Regions from separate parts of the Homo sapiens genome. Here region 2 is linked to region 1. The links are chromatin contacts, found by Hi-C or POLR2A ChIA-PET in ENCODE. All regions are on one chromosome and are shown on one strand. Each heading gives the region's core, a stretch centred on a gene start or an enhancer-like site at or near the end of the contact. The rest is flanking DNA. Distances are from core to core; before and after follow the strand shown. Region 1 overlaps STK4 (serine/threonine kinase 4). Region 2 overlaps STK4 (serine/threonine kinase 4).

Region 1 (2,823 bases), core at 84-2,583:
TGCTTATTGGACATTCGGGTATCTTTGGGAAAATGTCTATTTAAATCTTTTGCCCATTTTTAATTGGGTTATTTACCTTGTTATTGTTGAATTAAGAGTTCTTTATATATTTTAGATATAAGTCTCTTATGTACATGATTTGCAAATATTTTCTCTCATTCTGTGGGTTGTCTTGAAGGTGTCCTTTGAAATACAAAATTTTTAAATTTTGGTCGTGTCCAGTTTCTTTTTTCTTTTGTTGCTTGTGCTTCTGGTGTCACATCTAAGAAATCATTAGCTAATGCAGGGTCATGGAGATTTACTCCTATGATTTCTTTGAAGTGTTTAATGGTTCTAGCTCTTATGTTTAGATCTGTAATCTGTTTTGAGTTAGTTTTCATGGTGTGAGATAGGCATCCAATTTCATTCTTTTATATGTTGATATGTAGTTGTTCCAACATTTGTTGAAAAGACTGTTTTTTCTTTGTTGAAATGTATGAGTTTATTTCTATGCCTTCAATTCTATTCCATTGACCTATATGTCTGTCCTTGCACCAGTTCTGTGCTGTCTTGATTACTGTAAGTTTGAAGTAATTTTTGAAGTTGGTTAAGTGTGAGTGTTCCAACTTTGTCCTTCTATTTCAAGATTGTTTTGGCTATTCTGGGTCCCTTGTATTTCCACATAAATTTTAGGATCAGCTTGTCAATTTCTGCAGAAAAGGCCGTTGGGATTTTGGTAGACATTATTTTGAATCGTAAATCAGCTTGAAAATACTGCCATTTTGGCAATATTGTCTTCCGATCTATGAATATAAGCTGTCTTTCCATTTATTTAGATTTTCTTTAATTCTTTTAGCAATGTTTTATAATTTGCAGTGTACAAGTTTTGCATGTATTTGGTTAAATTCATTCCTAAGTAGTTTGTACTTTTTGATACTATTTTAAATGGATTTGCCTTATTTTCAGATTGTTCATTGCTAGTGTAACATACAATTGATTTTTGTATATTATCTTGTGTCCTGGCACCTTGCTGGACTTTTTTTTTTTTAAATTAACTGTGAACATGTATGTTGTTTTGTTAAAAAAAATGAGATTTTTTTTCCTTCACTAAAATAAACTGAAACTGTAGTACAAGATGATCTGACTTGGCTGTTTGGTTGTGAAACCTCCAGTACTACTAAGTTTAGGCCCCTCTCCGGTCTCTTGTCTAGAGGCTGTAGGCCTTGTTGGCAGCTTTCTGGGAAGTGGTGGTGGTGGTGGCAGTGGGGATTGTTAACATGTTAATGCTCATTTAATGTTCCTGATTCACAACACCACCCACACTCTCTATAGTCTAGAGATCCTCGGTTTCACTCCCCAGAGAGTACACCTCCAGTCTAATGCCAGGGTGGGGCGAGGGAAGCCCACTAGTTGCTTGATGGGAGAGGAAGGTTTAGGGTGCTTAGCTGCTTCTTAACTCTTTCAACCCAGGCTTCCTATTTGGATGTCCGTTTTCACCCCTCTTTTCTCTGCCTGATGCCACCAATTTCTAAGTCTTTTGGAGGGGTTGGTGTTAAAATCAGGTTGTTTCCTAGTTTTCCTGGCGACTGACTGAGGATTCCATCTGATAGTCTGTTCAGTTAGTTACTATTGGGCCATCTGCTCTCCAGCTTTTAAAATTCTGTGGCTGTAGTTATTTTCCCCTTTGTTTTTTTATTCTTGTAGATTTATTCTTAAAAAACAATCCTTTTAGTATCTTTTTGAGTGAGTTTTGAGAGATAGTGAAAGTAAAATGTATTTGCTCAAGCTGTCATCTTTACCCAAGACTCTGTAATATTATTTCTGGTGGCAACATGGGTATTTCATTGTATGGATATAGCATGATTTATTTAACTCTTTCCCTACAGTTGGATGTTGGGTGCCCATTAAGGTTGCTTAGAGTTTTCCCACCACTATAAACATAAACTCTGTGATTAACATTCTTGCAACTAAATTTTTCAGCATTTCCTTGAGTAAATCCTTAGGATAATTTATTTACATTGGAATCTAGGTCAGAAAATATGTGAATGTATATTGGCAAAGTGCTTTTGATGCATAGTGCTGAATTTCTTCTAGAAGTGAACAGTTTCAGTTTCCAACTTCAGTATATAAATGTGCTCTTTTCCCCTCATATTTGCTAATGCTGAATGGGCAGCAACTTGTATCTTCCCTGCTATTTCTCAAAGCAGTTGACATATTTTTGCATTTAATTATTGGCCATTTATAAAAATTCGTTTGTAAATGTTCATTTTTGTGTCAGTTTTCCTAATTGAATGTTGTACTTTTTTTTTTTGTTTTTGGGAGACAGGGTCTTGCTCTGTCACCCAGCCTGGAGTGCAGTGGCACAATCACGGCTCACTGCAGCCTCAACCACCAGGCTTAGGTGATACCCCCACTTTTGGCCTCTTGGGTAGCTGGGACTACAGACGCACACCACCACCCCCAGCTAATTTTTAGTAGTTTTTGTAGAGACATAGTTTCACCATGTTGACCAGGCTGGTCTCAAACTCCTGAGCTCAAGCAATCTGCCCCCCTTGGCGTGCCAAAGTGCTGGGATTACAGGTTTGAGCCATTGTGCCTGGCTGAGTGTTGCATCTTTTAAATAAATCTTATTAAAAAAGATAAACTAAAAAAATTTATGTTAAAATTGTTACTCCTATTTTGTATATGCTGAAATATCTTCTAGTTTACTAGTTGTCTTTTAATTTTGATTATGGCTTTTTAAAAAAATACTACATAAGTTTCCAAATTTTATATAGAAAAATCCATCTACCTTTTATCTTATGGTTTCTATCTTTGATGTCATGCTTAAAAAATCCTTTTCTC
Region 2 (2,823 bases), core at 14-2,513, 63 kb after region 1:
ACACTTCTGGTCCCAGGCATCTTGGATAAGGGATACTAAACCTGTAATGCACGTAAAGCACCTTTAGGACAATGGTCCTTACTGCTGGCCTGCAATAAGCACTTAATAAATGTTATTATTTTCTTCTTTTTTGGTGTTGGTTTGCTCTTCTATAATGTTACAATGCTATTTTGTTAACCTTCTAGTTGTAAAAACACACTCATTATAGAAAGTTTAGAGACTGAAGAAAAGCTTAAAGAAGAAAATGTCTCTTACAACTCTTCCACCCCCCCCAGCAATAATAATTACATTTTAACATTTCCTTCCAGTTTTTTAATACTTAGATATTATTTTACACAGCTGAGATCATTCTGCATGCATAATAAATCTTGATTTTTTTTCACTTAACATATCTTAAACATTTTCTCATATCATTAAAAACACTTGTGAAATCATTTTTAAGGGTCACATAGTAGCCCATCACATTACATTCTTTTGATTGATTTAATCATCCTCTTTTTACTTGGCATTTAACATTTGGGGCTTTTTTGGTTGGAGTTGGGTTGTTTTCAGGTCGTTCTAATATATTAAGCCAGGCTTTTTTCTTGTCAACAGGAGGTTTGGGGATTGAGTCTTTGTGATTGTTTTTATTGTTGCATTTTTTTGCCTGTTGAGTGTGTGAATTAAGCTGGGGTTTTAACCATCAGCACCTGCGCTCTCAGACTCTTGCCACCACCTTTCTGGACAATCTCCATGCTCTGCTTTTTAAACTTTTTCTGATGAGTTTCTTTTCTTCTGTGCTAGAAGAAAGATGAATGGAGACTATGTTTGGTGTTTAGGTTTCTGACCCGGCAGTGCCATGTGAATGCCCAGTAGCTAGCCAAGGTCAACAGCACTGCCTGTTAATGGCTTTTTACTGAAGTAGTCCTGTCGAGCAGTTTCTGGTGAGAAGACTATCCTAAATTGTTCTTGACAGGGTACACTATTTTTGTTTCAACTTCTTATTTTTCCTGTAAAGCTTGGTTTAAAGTATGTTGAGACTGAATTTATTTGTGCTTTGGAATATAATGAGATTTTGTGCTCTTTTCTTTCAGAAAACTAGCCAAGAACAGCAGTCTGGAAAAGACATATGTATCCAAAATTGCCAGGGAAACCTGCTGTGTAGATACGCTTTCTGAGAAACCACATGGTAAATGAATGTCATCTTTGTCTCAGAACCACAGTAGCCTGGTTCTGCTGGTGGATCGTGCTAGCTGATTTGAGCTGGGTTTTTAACTCAGTTATTGAAATGGCTTTGAGAGCAGGACTTAAATGCCTGCGGTTTTTGACCTCAAGAGGTTGCTTAAAACAGTATCAGCCTGTGTGAGCCTGAGACTGTTTTTCATTTCCTTTGTTTGGTTCGGAGACTGCTTGATCCATGGCTGCTTGGCAGGCTTCTTCTTTAGCGTTCATTCTTGTGGCCATTTATTCTCTGATATTAAACTACAGGATAATTTTAATCTCAACTACATGGTGAGAAAAAGAGCTGAGTCCAGACTGGCTCAGAAATGGAGCCTAAGAACTGCAATAAGTATCCTAGCACCTTAGGCCCTAGGAAGGACTGTTCCATAGTTAACTTCTGTGTGGCTTCACTGTAAGCACAGGTGACAGATGGGCATGTCTTGAATTCCTAGAAGCCATTGTCTCTCTCAATCATCTGTTCCAACACTGTATCAGAGAATGATAAACTTTCAGAATTGAAAAGGGTCTTAAAGGACATATTTTCCAGCTCTTGCTATATTTCCAACAAGAGGCATCATCTCACATTTGCTTGACTACCTGCAGTCATTTCTGAGAAGAGGGAATTCCACAAGTTGGAAGTAGTTCAAATCATTGCTCAAAGCTGTGTGTAAAGATAGTAGTTTTTTTTTGTTTTTTGTTTTTTTTTTCAGCCAAAATTTGTCCCCAGGGAACCTCTATCCATGAAATTTTGATTACTTCTCACAGGAACTTTAGCAAAAGTTAGTTGGGATTGTCTGGATTTTCCGTTTTGCAGATAGAGAAAGCCACCATCTCTTTCCCCTAACTACTTAGTACTATGGTAACTTGGGTTTAGGAAAATTTGCCAGTTCATTGTTACCAAGGCAAGTGACTAAATCGTGGGTTCTCTGTATGCTAATGCTGCCCCGCATATAGGCTTTACTGCTGTCCGTGCTTCATTCTCTCTCTGTTTAGCTGAGAAAATGAGTGTGAAAGCACTTAGCCAATAGTAGTAGATGTTGGGTGACATTTCATTAAAAGTGCAGACTCCTGGCCAGGTGCGGGGCTCACATCTGTAATCCTAGCACTTTGAGAGGCCAAAGCGGGAGGATCCCTCGAGCCCAGGAGTTTGAGACCAGCCTGACCAATGTAGCTAGACCTTGTCTCTACAAAAAATTAAAAAATTAGCCAGGCATGGTGGTGCCCACCTGTAGTCCTGCTACTCAAGAGGCTGAGGCAGGAGGATCACTTGAACCCGGAGTTTGAGGCTGCAGTAAGCTATGATTGCACCACTGCACTCTAGCCTGGGCAACAGTGGGACACCCTATCTTTTTTTTTTTTTTTTTTCAAAAAAAAAAAAAAAGGAAAAAGTACAGACCCCAGAGTCAGACAGAACCTGATTCAATTTTGATTTCAACCACTTGCGGGCTGTGTTAACCTCAATGGATTATATAATTCTTCAAACCTCAAATTCCCCATCTGTAGCACTGGGTTAATAATTATAGCTGTAAGATTTAATGAAGAGCAAATGAGATTAATACATATAAAATACTTAATGTATGGCTGCTAATAATGAACAGTTAATGCTTAAAAAATTCTGGCTTT

Evidence for each region. Hi-C counts contacts between places; a loop is a spot of excess contacts on that map. ChIA-PET counts read pairs that join two places held with the same protein, here RNA polymerase II (POLR2A). Pooled maps may share reads with other maps.
Region 2: a map with no recorded cell type shows a loop between it and region 1 (2.2-fold over the local background). The contact joins two enhancer-like sites. A Hi-C loop is called at or near these places in 2 of 168 maps with a recorded cell type or tissue (CD8-positive, alpha-beta T cell and endothelial cell of umbilical vein), 1 of 37 single-sample maps with no recorded cell type and 1 of 50 pooled maps. POLR2A ChIA-PET finds 5 or more read pairs at or near these places in 10 of 52 experiments (CD8-positive, alpha-beta T cell, GM12878, IMR-90 and 7 more).

The regions. Positions count from the first base shown.
Region 1 is chr20:44,989,383-44,992,205 of GRCh38, forward strand. All of the region lies in intron 5 of STK4 (serine/threonine kinase 4), which reads left to right. Among named protein-coding and RNA genes, the nearest start is that of STK4, 24 kb to the left of the region's middle. Within about 2 kb of position 1,334, at least 7 of the 41 ENCODE cell types and tissues checked have a DNase peak (open chromatin) inside an H3K27ac peak, as active enhancers do; they include CD8-positive, alpha-beta T cell, where a contact is called at or near this core.
Region 2 is chr20:45,052,013-45,054,835 of GRCh38, forward strand. The region is part of intron 10 of STK4 (serine/threonine kinase 4); the gene reads left to right. Among named protein-coding and RNA genes, the nearest start is that of KCNS1, 48 kb to the right of the region's middle. Within about 2 kb of position 1,264, at least 7 of the 41 ENCODE cell types and tissues checked have a DNase peak (open chromatin) inside an H3K27ac peak, as active enhancers do; they include CD8-positive, alpha-beta T cell, where a contact is called at or near this core.